Linked DNA regions of Homo sapiens: regions 1 and 3 are each linked to region 2. Evidence: chromatin loops called from intact Hi-C (ENCODE). Cell type or tissue: A673. All regions are shown on one strand.

The links. Peaks named below come from ENCODE experiments on the same cell type or tissue, not always from the same donor. Only the 100,000 strongest peaks of a DNase experiment are listed, where the experiment ranks them.
Region 1: it touches region 2 in a loop (6-fold over the local background); 8 of 110 quality-filtered maps call a loop at or near these places.
Region 3: a loop joins it to region 2, with 6 times the contacts of the local background. A loop is called at or near these places in 9 of 110 quality-filtered maps.

Annotation. Positions count from the first base shown.
Region 1 is chr7:88,240,719-88,245,718 of GRCh38, forward strand. No RefSeq gene overlaps it. Among named protein-coding and RNA genes, the nearest start is that of SRI, 23 kb to the left of the region's middle. In A673, a CTCF peak has its summit at 2,717 (motif pointing right); a DNase peak (open chromatin) is centred at 2,773; H3K27me3 peaks cover 373 bases.
Region 2 is chr7:90,117,137-90,122,136 of GRCh38, forward strand. The region is part of intron 2 of STEAP2-AS1 (STEAP2 antisense RNA 1); the gene reads right to left. It also overlaps the pseudogene DPY19L2P4. Among named protein-coding and RNA genes, the nearest start is that of STEAP1, 35 kb to the right of the region's middle. In A673, no CTCF peak of the experiment used is centred here; a DNase peak (open chromatin) is centred at 2,225; H3K4me3 peaks cover 1,491 bases; H3K27me3 peaks cover 1,671 bases.
Region 3 is chr7:88,787,477-88,792,476 of GRCh38, forward strand. All of the region lies in intron 1 of ZNF804B (zinc finger protein 804B), which reads left to right. Among named protein-coding and RNA genes, the nearest start is that of TEX47, 5.8 kb to the right of the region's middle. In A673, a CTCF peak has its summit at 2,176 (motif pointing right); no DNase peak of the experiment used is centred here.

The DNA.
Region 1 (5,000 bases), 1.9 Mb before region 2:
GCACTCCAGCCTGGGTGACAGAGCGAAACTTCCTGTCAAAACAAAACAAAACAAACAAACAAAAGGATGTAAATTGCACATAGTGTTGGTTATATGAATGTTACCTTTCTTCAAGAGTACAATCATTTAATCTTAAATAACATTGCTCCATGGAATCAAATACTTAGATATTTTACAAAATGAAGCAGTTGTTACCAATTAAAAAAAAAAAAAACCAGGTGACACCATCCCTGGTAAATTGAAGTCTTCCTTTCAAAGGCAGAAGTTCTGTTAAGTGACCTATTAATTGGGATTATTAGTTGCCTAAGCTACTCCCATCCATCCATCCATCCATCCATCCATCCATCCATCCATCCATCCATCTATCCATCCATGCACTAATTAATTAAAACAAATACACACTGGCCGTCTTTTCCATGTCAGGCTCAGAGTGTTGGGCTGTTAAAAAGTTAAATCCCACAAGGGATAGTTCTTTGGAATCATGTACAGTTTTCACTTCTTGTTTCCCCTGAAGTACATAAAAGTGAGTTGTGTTTACCATACACTTTGAAGAACTTCAAGTCTAATCCTTTTTTTTTTTTTTTTTTTTTGAGATGGATTCTGCTCTGTCGCCCAGGCTGGATTGCAGCGGTGTGATCTCGGCTCACGGCAACCTCTGCCTCCTGGTTTCAAGCAATTCTCATGCTTCAGCTTCCTGGGTAGCTGGGATTACAGGCGCGCGCCACCATGTCTGGCTCATTTTTTTTTTTTTTTTTTTTTGTATTTTTAGTAGGGACGGGATTTCGCCATGTTGTCCAGGCTGGCCTTGAACTCCTAGCCTCAAGTGATCTGCCCTCCCAAATGCTGGGATTACAGGCATGAGCCACTGTGCCTGGCCCAAGTCTAATCTTTTTCATCCAAGATTCCATATCTCCAAAAATTGGGCACCAATTTACTTTCCCACTTTTTTCCTTCCAACAAGTCTGGGTAATTCCCATGGGATTGTCAGCCTGTTCTTGTCTGCATTTTTTGTTTGTTCATTAGTTCATCTGTTTATTAACGTTTTGAGTACCTATTATAAAGCTAATGTAAAGCTTGGTGCTCTGGGGTGATATGAACAAAATGCAAAAATTAGTTTGCGCTGTTCTGAAGCTTAGAATTAATCACCTCTTCTCTGCGACCCTGAAGTACTTTGTACATGCTCTGGTGCAGCTTTTTCATACACTGTTAATGGGTTAATCACCCATATATGGTAAATCTCCAGCACCTGGTAAAATAAGTGACTTATATTAGACATCTGTATACTTTGTAAACATATAGTTTATACAGAGAAACATGACATCTACACATGTAATACACATATAATAATACTATCAATACAAGTTATAGTTAGGAGACAAAGTGAGTTGTATTAACAGGAAATACTATAACAGTGCTAAGAAAAGGAAAAACCAAATAATTCCTTTGTTCATGCTGTATTTTCATCATTAAATGTCCTTCCTCATCTGTGTTCTATTCCATACCCAGCTGAATACTTCTTCTGTGATGTCACCCAAGACTACAGCTCTTATCACGTCTTGATGAATTAAATCTCTTTTTGCAACAACTTATCAAGTATACATGAATCCTCAATAAAATTATAAAACTTTCGGGCAGTCACTGGTAACATTTGCCTCTATGTCTCTTACAGTATCTTGTAAAAAACAGATCCTCAGAAATTATGGGATGATTTTGTTTGCCAGATGCATGGAATGAGCTACTTTAAATTTCACATAAAATTCTAAAGTAGACTCTTATGAATAAAATATTGAATGTAATGCATACATGCTATTTTAACTACTTGTATCTGTGTAATGCTTTACAGTATATAAATGTTTTATATACATTTTACTGCTGGATATTTTAAAATTTGTTATTCATGTTTATAATCTTTGTTTTACAGATGATTATAATCAGGTTAATTTAAGTCAAAGTAACTTGCCCCTGGTTTCACTAATAAATAGCCAAGTTAGATTTGAATTTAGGTCTTCTCAAACCAAATCTCTTGTTTTCTAATAATATTATATAGTGTACTAAATGTCCACATTAATTTAATTATAGAATACGAAAGCGATTAGATTCTGCTTAAGTGGTAACTGACACAAACATCATAAAAAGTAATAGGTTGTTATTAAAAAACAAGTTATTAGCAAAAGGCAAAATTTAGAAAAATTAGAAAAAGTCATGAATACACTGTGATTATATCAGGGCTAATTTCATTACCTCACACAAAAACAGTTAATTTACAAAGATAGGTTGCTAAAACCTCAGGGTTTTTTTTTTTTTTTTTTTGACAAATTGAAATTTTTAATGTAGACTTCTGCAAGACACTACTAGAAAAAAATATATATAATGAACATTAAAAAATTTAATTCTCAGAAAAGGATGAAAAACACTGATTTATAAGAAAAGAAAAAGGAGGCCTTAAACTCGGGAAAATTAAAATGGCAGTAAATTGAATGGAAGAAAACGAGTCTTTAAGGAGTGATCTAGTGCTGTGTCTCACAGGAATATGGAAAAGAGATCACCAACTTGTAGTTTCTATTACTCTATGTTTATTTGTTATTCATTTTTTTCTACATTAAGTAGCTTTTTTTTATTTTTAGTTTTTAGTTTCAAAATGTGTAGTATTTTATGTTTGGTGATTTTACAGCTAATGTTGCATTTCACTGAAGCTTGGTCAGTGGTATACTGCCCATATCCACAAGGTGTCATTATAACATTGTATTTGGTTTGAAACCTTTCTTGCATTTTTCACTCATTTGTTTTCGCATTTACAGTAAGCTTCAACAAGGACATTTCACAGTGGGTGCCACTGGAGGATGCTAGTTGCTCTGAGGGAAATTGCTAAGGCTAGAGGAGTTTTGAAAAAAGCTGAAGGCTGGACCAATGAAGCTACTGATGGGCAACACTGACCAGAACTGGAACAATTGGAAGCAATGTTGTTTTCCTCTTTTCTCACCTTTCACTCCCATTATGTAACCCTAGTAACAAAACACAATAGGCAGTTAGTGGGCAAGGGAGTCTGGGAAAGATATTCCGCAGAGTCCCAGCACAGAGCAGAGTAGAACAGAGTAGGATTGGAGCTGAGAGATAGTAAGTAAATAGGCAGCAGAAATATGTCAAGCAACAATACCCCATGTAAGTAGAAGGGGATGGTGGTTGGAATCCTTGTATTATTTAGAAGGAGAGTAAAAATGTTGATTCTCTTTAAAATTCAAAAAAGTTAAATATGCATATTACAATTTCTAGGGTACCTACTATAAAGACCAAAATAAACTTTCAAAGCAGAAACAGGAAACAAAAATGGGATGAGGGGAAATAGTCCATTAATCCAAGAAAAGGCAAGAAAGGGGAAATTATTATTATAAAGCAACATAAAATGAGATATGTGAAATAAATCCAAATATATTAGTAATCACAATCAATTTAAATGGATTGAACTTTCCGGTTAAAATAGATTTGATTTATCAAAACAACATAATACAGGCATAAAAAGACATACGAACCAATGGAACAAGATAGAGAGCCTAGAATTAAATCCACACATTTACAGTTAGTTGATTTTCAACAAAGATGCCAAGAATGTATAATGGGAAAAGGATAGTCTCTGTGTGAAATGATATGTAACCTTTAGTGTCTTCTATCCTTGATGCACATGCTATTTAGAAATCTGGAAAGCAGTTGGAAATGGAATCATTTATGTCAAGTATAAACATTGATATGATCTTTAGCTTAATTAAAACCACAGGAACAGACCTGAAAAAATAATCAAATTTCCAAGCAGGTACTTGGAAAGTCTATCCTGAGATATCTGATTGATTAGACATCCTGCAAGCAGCAAAGCCTTTCTGTAGCTATCTCTCAGAAGCTAATGCTTTTATGTTAGTCACATATGCAATTTCCTCCCGCAGGCTATTTATGAGTTTTTATTTTTATTTTCTAATGGAAAAAATTATTCAACTACATAAACATAGTTAGCATTAAAAATTATTTTAAATCATATATGAAGAATTTCATTTGTATATTTCTAACATTTGGGTAACCTGTTAGTATAGATTTTATTTCCTTTCTACCTTTGTCCTCCTAAATCAGAGAAACAACTTATTTTATCCTGTATTTCAAAGCAGATCAATGACTGAATTCTATAAATACTTCAGAATTATGTTATGTGTGTGTCTGTGTATGTGTGTATACCCTTATATATACACACATGCATATATCTACATTTATTTCTTTATTCAACTAATATTTACAAGCATGGACTATGTGTAGAATAGTCTTAGAGGTACAGGGAGGGCATAGGATAGACAAGACAAAGTTATTGTTCACTGTGTACCTTCATTTATTTTGTATATTCTTCCATATATTTTTAGGTATCCTTTTAACTCTTTAGGCCCCTTTATAGCTCTAAATATTTCCATCTATTATACATACATGTGTAGTTTGTTTCTCTATTCCTGTCATGAAGACATCCTATCATTAGTAATGTAATTAATATACATTTGGTGCTTTTTAAAGAAACAATTGACACAAAATAATTGTACATATTTGTGTACATAAGATACAAATACGTACATAAATATGTGTACATATTTGGTACTATGTGATGTTTTGATACACATATACATTGTGTGATTATCAAATCAGGGTAATTAGCATATCCATCATCACAAACATTTATCATTTTTTTGTAGTAAGAACATTCAAAATGTTCTTTCTAGCTATTTTGAAATATTCAATACATTATTGTTAACTATATTCACTCTACTGTGCAATAAGACAATAGAACTCATTCTTCCTATCTATTTGTAACTTTATACCCATTGACCGATCCTCCCTATTTCCCCTCCACTTTCTCCTTTCCCCACTTGCTGGTAACCACTGGTCTATTCACTGCTTTTATGAGATGAACTTTTTAGATTCTACTTATAAGTAACATCATTTGTCTTTCAGTGTCTGGTTTATTTCAAGTAACATAA
Region 2 (5,000 bases):
AAGATTTAGAGCAGCACATGGCACACAGTTAATTTTATGTGTTTACTAAACATATGAATCATAAAATATATCCTGCTTCTTTTTTCCTTTAACATTATATCATGACTATTTTCCTATATCATTAAATATCCATGCAAAATGACTTTAGTGGCTGTAATGCTTCACTATATGAATGTTTCATAACTTAGTGTTTGATACTGAGGCCACTTCTATTTTTTAACGATATAAATAATAGCACAATGAACATTCTTATAAAAAGATTAATTTTTTAAATGATAAAAATGACCAGATTTGTACTTTCAAGGGCTAGACCATGGTAAGAGCATTTTGTATCCCACCAGGACACCAAGTGATGCAAAAGGCAATTGGAAACTCCAGAAAAAACAAACTGACCAAAAAGAAAAACAATCGCTCCACTTCACTTATTGTTCCAAAAAACATTAAAACAGTCATATTTTAAAATAAGGTGCTTTATTTTGAGTTTGCCTAGCCATTCAAGAATATATTCTTATCAACCACCGTAAATACTTTGTATTTTAAATGCAGTATTGGACAGATAGAATTTATTAGCTGTTAAAACTTGGGCAAATAACTACATCCTGATGCTTGATTTTAAAATTTGCATACAGTTATTGCAAGAATTAAGTGAGAAAACATTTTGAGCACCAAACACAATGCCAGGAATGTAGAAATGCTCCTTGAAAAAAATCTCCCAAAACAAAAAATGAGCAGTAGTAGCACTTACTGAATTTAACTAAGTGACAAGATAAATAGTACTGTCAGTTAAGTGCTTTAGACCTTCAGAAAAAGCATAATTAATATGGGCTGGAGAAATGGGCTGGGGCTTGGAAGGTGACAGCATTCAGATGGGCAGGGAGAAAAGAATGTAAAAGCCAAGGGATGGCTTTTCCACATGAATAAAGGAATTCAGCGGTTATGATGTCTCAGGCTGTGGACTTCACCTGAAATGACTGAGATGGAAGATTTTGTGCCCGAGGAAGTGGGAAATTAAAGTTGAAAAGGTATATTGGGCAAATATTGAAGGCATTGGTGAGCAAGCCTAGGACTTGATTTGTGGGCCACGAACATTTTTGTGCTGTGTTGCATCAGGAAAAATTAACCTGGCCACAATGAGCCATGCTTTAGACTGGTCAGTTAGGATATGGGAGTTCAATTTGATCCATCATCAAACAGATGGGAAGTAAAGCGGTGTGGGCTCCAGCATGTGGCCCGTGACAGAGGACATGGAAAATGTCAGTGGCCCCAGTGCATCTGTGACAGCCGCTTTGGCCTCTTGTAGGGCTGCGCGGTGACTGGGAGCTAAGCGCTCCCCTCTTAGTTGGTCTTGGCTGGTGCTGAAAGCGCTTGAGCACACCGCTCCTAGGGCTGATGACTTCTGAGGAACCTTATTGGAAAAGCATTTTGCTCTAAGATTCAGTAAACGCTGTCCCGTGCCAAGGAAGTCGCGTCAACCTGAGGCTCTGGGATCAGACCCACCGGACTCACGCGGGCTCTGCCACGTGTTGCCCGCAGTCTCGGCCCGTTCCCTCCGCTTTGGTAACGGGCACTGACTGTCCGATACCTCAGCGATCGTAGGAGAGCAGAGACGTCCCTCATGCCGGGCGCACCACCGGCGGGCCGGCGGTTCCGTTGGCTTCCCTGACATACTTCCTACAGTCATTTCTTTCAGCTGAGATCTTCCCCTTTAATACCTCGTTAATTAACGTGTAACCTTTTGGTTAAAATGTCAGAGCTAAGACTAAATCTGAAGAAAAGAATGAAACCACCGTAAGTTCTTCAGACTCAGTCGTCAGCAAGGTTATGGCCCGAAGCCGTGCAGAGGCGGCGCGCGGGGAAGCTACTGGCAGAGCTGTGCGCACTGGGGGTGCTGCAGGCGCTGGGGAGAGTGTGGAGAGGCTGCGTGGAGCTGCGCGCTCGGGGTGGGGGCTGCACTCCCAATGAAGCGCGTGAAGGGCAAGCGGTGATGGGTTCTGCGCCAGTGGGGCTGGGAGCGTGTCGGGGGCTGTACGTGGGGCTGCGCGCAAGGTGAGAACTGCGCATCTAGGCTTGGGGACTGCGCGCACCAAAGGCTTGCAGGCGCTGGGGAGGGTGGGGGGGCTGTGCGTGGGGCTGCTCTCACCGGAAGCTGCACGCTCGGGGAAGCGCGGAGGCGGGGGTGCTGCGCGCTTGGGAGCACGTGGGGGAACACGCAGGGACTGCCGGCGCGAATGGCTTCGAACGCATGCGCCCCACCCGACATTTCACAGTCGCCATGACGACCGGTAGGTCCGCAACGGCTGCGGGGACAAGACCGTTGAGGCTGCCAGGCGAGTCAGGCCTTTCTGGACCTCGCCTGACTCGGCTGGGCTGTGCCTGAAATTGACCCAGCTCTATCAGGGATTATGAAAAAACAAGGAGTAAGCCCGAAGCCGCTGCAGTCTTCCCGCCCCAGCCAGTCTAAGCGGCGGTGCGGGCCTCCCCCTTCCCCCCCGCCTCCGCCCCGGAGCCGGAGGTAGAGGAGGTGGAAAAGTCGGCCCTAGGCGGCGGGAGGTCCTTCCGGCGGAGGATCCGAAATGTGGAAAATCGAAAAGGCTTGGAGCTAAAGGTGGTGGCCAAGACCCTTCTTCTCGGCCCCTTCCTGTTGGTCCGTAATTCCCTGGCGCAGCTCCGGGAAGAGGTGCACGAACTGCAGGCGTGGTGGTTCCCCAGCAGAACCACTTTGGACTTCGGTAAGGAGAGGGCAGGAGAGCTCCAGGAGGTAGCCGCATGGCGCTTTTCTTGAGTCTTGAAGGAGATCAGTTTAACAAGCAAGGGTTTGTGGGTGCCTAGTAGGAAATAAAAGCAAGGTCCGAATAGAAAGAAGTTGGCCAAAAATCTTGTCATTGAACCAGGGGAGAGAGAGAGATAGGGAGTATATTGGTCTGAAGGGCTGTCAGATCGCAGAGAGTGTTTTAAGGTCTAGGAGTTTTAAAGGCTGAGGGGAAGGATCAAGGGAAGAGGATCAGATTAAGATTCCAAGAGAGGAAATAATTAGTGGAGCAAGTCTTGGAATATTTGGAGGGGTAGAATTAAAGGCACAAATTTGAGAAGCTAACTGTGGAAAAGAGGAGAGAGAATTCCTTTTCTGAGATGGCAGGGAGTAGAAAAGCGAGGATTACTATATGGAGAAATGTTAAAGTGGAGATAAAAGAAGTTGGGAGTGCTGGCGTCTAATGGTCTTTGTTTCAGTGAAGTATGAGGCTGGGTCACCTTCAGAGGTGAGACTGATAGGATGCCGGGGTCCAGGGGACATGCTTCTGTCACAGCTTGGAAAGGGCATGTGATAAGCCCTTCAAGCATTTAGAATACTGGCATCGTTGCAACATATCATTTTTTTCAGATGTGGTATGTGGGTTAAGGGAGGGAGTGAGAGACACAGAAAGATTTTGAGCATCTTTGGAAAGCTGGATGAATTTGGTAGTATATTTGACCTTTTCCTTATATATCATCTGAAGAGTTTTTGCCAGTGTATATAATTGTTAGGAGAATTAGAAATAGGATACAAATATAGTTGAACAGGATAGTCTCTGTATATTTTAAAATTAATGAAGCCTAATAAACAGTTAATGAGCATCTTTACAACCATTTAAAGTTTTCAACCTTTTAAAAATTATAGCAACCGTGCTTGCAGACAGTCCAAAAATACACCATGGGCCATACTTTGCCTATCCTGGTATAAAACAAGTAAATCTTCCAAGAAGTATTTAAGATAAGCCCAGGACAGTTAGTAATATAGGAAAAGATCTGGGTAAGCATGGTTGACAATTTCAACATTGCAATTTTTTAATTTTTAAAAATTTAATTTCTTCAATAATTATTGAATTAATTTGCATTTATTTTGTTAGCCAAGTGAAGTAATTTTTGAATTTTTAAGAGGCTATTATTGGTGGTTTGTAAGATGACTTGCCAAGTATATTTGGGATAACCATAAGAAATACCATTATAAAATCTCAGAAGGGAGGTAGGACTTCTGGAATAGCCAAGGAAATGCACTCCTCCATGACGACAATGAAAATACTTGGAAAATTATCAAAATCATTTTCTTCAAAACTTTGGAAATTAACCAAAGGTTTACAACAATCTAAAGGGCATTAATTCAAGAAAAGCTGCTGAACCTCTATAAGAATAGCAAAGTTTGTGGTGTTTTAACTTGTTCTATTCCCCACTCTTCTCTCTCCAGGGGAATTGAAAACAAGCAATTCCCCAACCAAACAGGGGCACAGGCTGCGTTTGCAGCTCCTGTAAAAGCTCCATACCCAGAGCAGTGTCTCCCAGCTCCCAGGTGAAGTCTTATGTATACATGGGGCGTTGGCACAGGTGACTCCAGACTAGTCTCCTAGGCCATCTAGTAGCTTCTAGGTCTCGGCTCTTGTAAAGAGCTTGCAATTCATCAAGGGTTGAGCTGCACATTGGGGCTTTTAGATGTGCTGCTGAGGAAGTGATTTCCTGCATTTAATCATCTTCTGATGAATGCTAGAGAAACTGATCTAGAGTGGCTCCTCTTGGTTAGAACTAGCTGAAGCATACTGTATATACTTACTTCTTTTAAAAATTTCATATAAAGGAATAGAAAATAATACTGAAAAAAAAAAAACAAAAAAGGTCGCAATCTTCCATAATTCCATCACTCTTACCAATTACCTGAAGTAAAAAAACCCTCTCAAGTTTCTCCCTTTGCTTATCAAGCCCTGCTGCAGAGAGGTAAGCTCTGTTCAGAATTTGCTTTGTGTCCTGGATTTTTTCCTATGCTCATAGAGACAGGATTAGCTGGCCATCTTGCTTTGTGTGCTATCTTTCTAGACATGTAAAATACTACATTTGAAATACTTGTTTTAATGGTATTTTATAATAAAGCAGCTATTAATAACTTTCCTTTTTTTCTTTATTCCAGCAGTCCTTGTGGCTTATCTCCATTGGTAAGATTTAGTTTCAGTTTGAAATATTTAAAAACATTTGAATTA
Region 3 (5,000 bases), 1.3 Mb before region 2:
ATGTGACAGATGAATCTGAGAATATTACTTAAAAGATGAGGTTTGCACAGTTTTGTTGCAGTGAATTTAACTGTTTCAAACTGTGAATTCTGTAATGAAGTGTTTAAACGTTCTTCAAAGATGTCACCATATGATGGGAACTTTACACCATTGTTTTATGGGTTAACACCAATAACTAATCGTAAAATACAGATCCTGTTATCACTCTCATTGTGCAGATGAGGAAACTGAGGTACAGAAAGGTAAAGAAACAAATTACACTTCTAAAAAGTTGTAGAACCCGGTTTCAGTTCAGCAATTTGACACCAGAGTGGCTCTCTTGATTAAACCTTCTGCTATACTGTCTTTATGTTTGATAGAAACATGACATAACTGAGAAGAGAGAGTAGGAAGAAGAAATTGGAGTGAGGAAAATGCCTAAGCAGGGCACAGAAACAAGATCAGACAATGGGAACACTGTGGAAAACAGATGAGGATTGGATTGATTGGCTGTCAATCATAAAAAGAAAGAAAGGAATCTAGGATAATTTTTGAATTTCTGACTTAGCAGCCGTTTGGAGAGTGGTTCATTTTATAGCAACAAAGAGGGTATAGGGAGGGGTAGGTTGAAGGAATGTGGCGGCAGGGAATGATGCATTCATCTAGTGCATGTGGAGGTGCAGATGCCTGTGGGGTTCCAGTGGGACTTCTTGAGAAGGCCCTGCATGAGGACTGGAGGCCAGGTGGAATTTGGTGTAGTAGTGAAGAAAACATGTAGAATTAAATCCAGAACCCCTAATCATGGCAACAAGGCCCTACATAGTGTAACCCTGGCCACTGTCACCAACCTCACTCCCCTCTTGCTTCCAGTACTCTGGTCTCTCTGGTATTCCTTCTGTCCTTCAACACACCAAGCTTGCTCCTCCCCCAGAGCCTTTACACTTGTTGTTCTGTCATATAGAATGTTCTGACCGTTACCACCCCACCTCTTTTCATTCAGATCTCAGTTTGAGAAGGCTTCACTGACCACCGAATGTAAACCAGACCCATTAGTTACTGTCAACATTATGACTTTTTTCATAGCACATGAAACCATCTGAAGTCATTTTCTCTATTTGTTTATTTGTTTTTTGTTTCCTCTTCCAGAGTATATGCTCACTGGAAACACTGGCCTTGTCTTTTTTACCATTGTATCTTCAGGGTGTAGGCAGGAATGCAAACAACATAGTTGTATAACACATATTTGTTAAATGAATTAATGAAGATACAAACATGTATTTGAAGTCATTATCTCTTAGATGGGAGTTGAGGTCATGGCATTAATTAGAATGAATTAGAGAAGTGTGCAACTAGAGTGATCAGGGAAAGAGAAGAATGCCTTGACAACACTATTATTCTCTTCATATCCTCTTTAAGGATAAATGGTAATCTTTTCAACTGAAATTACAGGTGAACTAATTCTATAAATATTCACATTCAGTTAAAAATGGTTTCTTTTTCATTTGAAATTTATATCTACTTATGCTTAAATAAAATATATTTGGTCTAAATTGTATGGAAAATCTCTTTTACATTTCTGCCTATATAGAAACATACTAGCAAAAGTATTTTAATAAATCCAAAGTCCAACCATTGTTAGAAATTAACAACTAAACAAATAACCAAAATAAAATGTATCAAAGTTGGTCTTTCAAAAATATAAGAAAACACAGAAATGGTAATAAGAACTAGTTTTTTTGTATAGCAACTCAACATGAGGCCAGCTAATATAAAATTTTTCTCAGATATTATAAACTGTCCATACCAATAAAAAGTTCTAAACTAATGAGAAAAAGTGAGTAGACAGGCATAATTTGCTTAAAGTTACTTACTTGTAGAGGAATAAAGGTCTGCATAATTAATGTGGTGAAGTTAATAATCACAAGACCCTAAATGGGAGAATACTGTTATCTTGCTTTTATTGTTACTGTTGTTACACTGTTATACCAGTATACTGTTACATTTCCTTTTACCATTGGCAAAACACCTTAATGTCTTTAGGTCTCAGAATCTTTATCTGTGGAATAAGAGGAGTCAAACAGATATTTGAAAGGTACTTTTTGGGTTCTCTCTGTATGCTCTTAAAATCTATGCACTGTTTTTACTACATACATCCTGTCCACAGGTAATCAGGAAATTTAAGTAACTGACCACAAGGGGGAGAACTTTAATTCTGCATTAAATTATTTAATACAATATGAAATGATTTGAAAGTACTTGGCTATGTGAGGTTGGTGATAGGCTGCTTCATTTCCACTTCCTTGTGGAAGTTGGGGCATTCTACTGCTAACGATAGGTTTAACTTAATTGAAATGTGGTTTTGTGTTTGTAGAGTTATGATACAGTCACTGGATGTCAAATTCTATTTGTATTAAGCAATAATGCTCCATGAAGGGATCCAGATGCCTTTTTTATTAAATTTATGATAGTAGAATGTTAGAATTCACCCTGGAAGAGTTTTTCCTTTCAAGTAATATTATTTAAGTTATTCTGCAAGAAATCTATTACCTTCTTGAATGTCAACTCTGAAACAAGCATAGGATTATCAACGGGGCAGTCTGTACTCAAGTATTCATATAAAAAGAAAAGAATTAGAATGGTGCTGGCCACATCATTTGAATGTTATGTGATCATTGGCTTTATATATATGTTCGCTGTTATATGAATATTAAATATTATATGTTCACACTGTTAAATATTCATTTTTCTGTGGGTTAAGTTATGTACTCTTATTTAAAATTTTATTTTAAGGCAACTATAGCTTTCTTTATTTTTAAAATATTTTATTTGAAGTTCCAGGTACAAGTGCAGGACGTGCAGATTTTTTACGTAGGTAAATGTATGCCATGGTGGTTTGCTGCACCTGTCTTCCCATCCCTTAGGTATCAAGCCCCACGTGCATTAGCTATTTACCCTGATGCTCTCCCTCCCCTTGCACCCCTGACAGGCCCTAGTGGGTGTTGTTTCCCTCCTTGTGTCTATGTGTTCTCAATGTTCAGCTCCCATTTATAAGTGAGAACATGAGGTATTTGGTTTTCTGTTCCTGCATTAGTCTGCTAAGGATAATGCCCTCCCTTCTCCATCCATGTCCCTGCAAAGGACATGATCTTGTTCCTTTTTCTGTATAGTATATATTCATAGTATTCCATATCACATATCACATATACATATATCACATTTTCTTTATCCAGTCTATCACTGATGGGCATTTGAGTTGATTCCATGTCTTTGCTATTGTGAATAGGGCTGCAATGAACATACGCGTGCATGTATCTGCATTCTATTATAACTTTCATTGAGTTAAGAATTACCTTATCAGTCATACTAAGGCTTAAAAGTTTACATTTTGGATTTCATTAAGCTAAATTTGTAAGGTATAAATGTAAGATTTCTGGATTTTATCAAATGTACCCAAACATACACAGCTAAATGAGTCCAATTTAAAGACATTATATCAGTGACCTATATAAGTATCTCAATAACTCATTTGTTACTGAAGACAATTTGTACTTCCCCTTAGAAGCATTGTCACGCTCTTTTTAATATGTTCAGTGACAGCAGATCTGTCTTTGAGAGTGAGTATAAATTAAAAAAATTCTATCAATGGAGATCAAATCTTAAAGTTACTAATTAAGTTGGAGTATAACAATAATTTGGAGATCAAAAATTAGATATAATTAAAATATTTAAGCTCCCTTTGATTTATAAACCTCCTTTATTCAACTGCCAAAGGGTCCCAAAATGTTTTCAGCAATGGTGTTGCTACCTGGACAAATATAAATCTTCCTGAAGTGACTCCTATACGGGGTAAATTTATTTGAATACATTCATTCTGATGTGTTCACAAAAATGAACAAATAACTATATAAATGAAATTGTTTATAGTCACACTGTGTTTATTTTCCAGTTATTTTCATAGTGAGCCTTCATGAATTCTTTAAAATTACGATATGCTAAGTAAATCAGCAATTTTATCGTTGAGAGATATTCTATAACTTCTTCCAAAAATGATTAAGATTGTTAATAATTCTCTTTTTGGCTTAGTGAATTAGGTTTCTATTGGTATTCTCACACCAAAAAGTATTATAGACCCATAAAAAATCTATGCCAGGCAGTGTGTTGAATATACCCCCTATTGCTACTTGTACACCCAGTGACTAGCACAGTGATTGGCCTACTAGTACATTTTTACCAGTAGCTATCCAATAAATTTTGGTACATAAATTAATGAATAATAAGTGATACAAAGAGCTTATACACGTATATATTATTTTTCCCATTACATATGTATTATTTTTCCACAGTGCTGCGTAATCATTCACCCAAACCTTAGTGGTTAAATAAACAATAATCACTAATGTTCACAGAACTCTGATTTGGGCAGGACTCAGTGGAAACAGCTCATTTCTTCTCCACACAATGTCAACTGAGCTGGCTTCCCAGGTTTACTGGAAGCCTGGGGTCTGGGGTCACCTGAAGTCTCACTCACTCACATGTCTAGTGGATGATAGGGGCTGTTGGCTGCGACCTTAGCTGGGGATGTTGTCTGAAATTGCTGGATTGCTCACAGCATAGTGTTTGAATTCCAGGAGCTAGCATTCAAGTGAGCAAGGCAAAGTGCACATTTTTATGACCTAGCCTTCGAGATCACACGGAATAACTTCTTTTGTATTTTATCGGTTAAGGCAGTCACAGAAGAGGTCTGCCTGCATTCAAGGGGAGAGAGTTAGAAGCCACTACACAATGGGAGGAATATCAAGCTCATGTTGTAAGAAAGGCATGTGGGATTGGATATATTGCAGTAACCATTTCTGGAAAATACAATATGCCATATTTTCTGATTTATAAATATATAATTTTTATCCAAAATTCAAACTTCTATTCACTAGATAACTTTAGAAAATAATATTCCCAAACAAAATTCACCCTGCTAAAGGAATTCTATCTGATCCAATAAACATTTATTATCCATTATTCTCTTA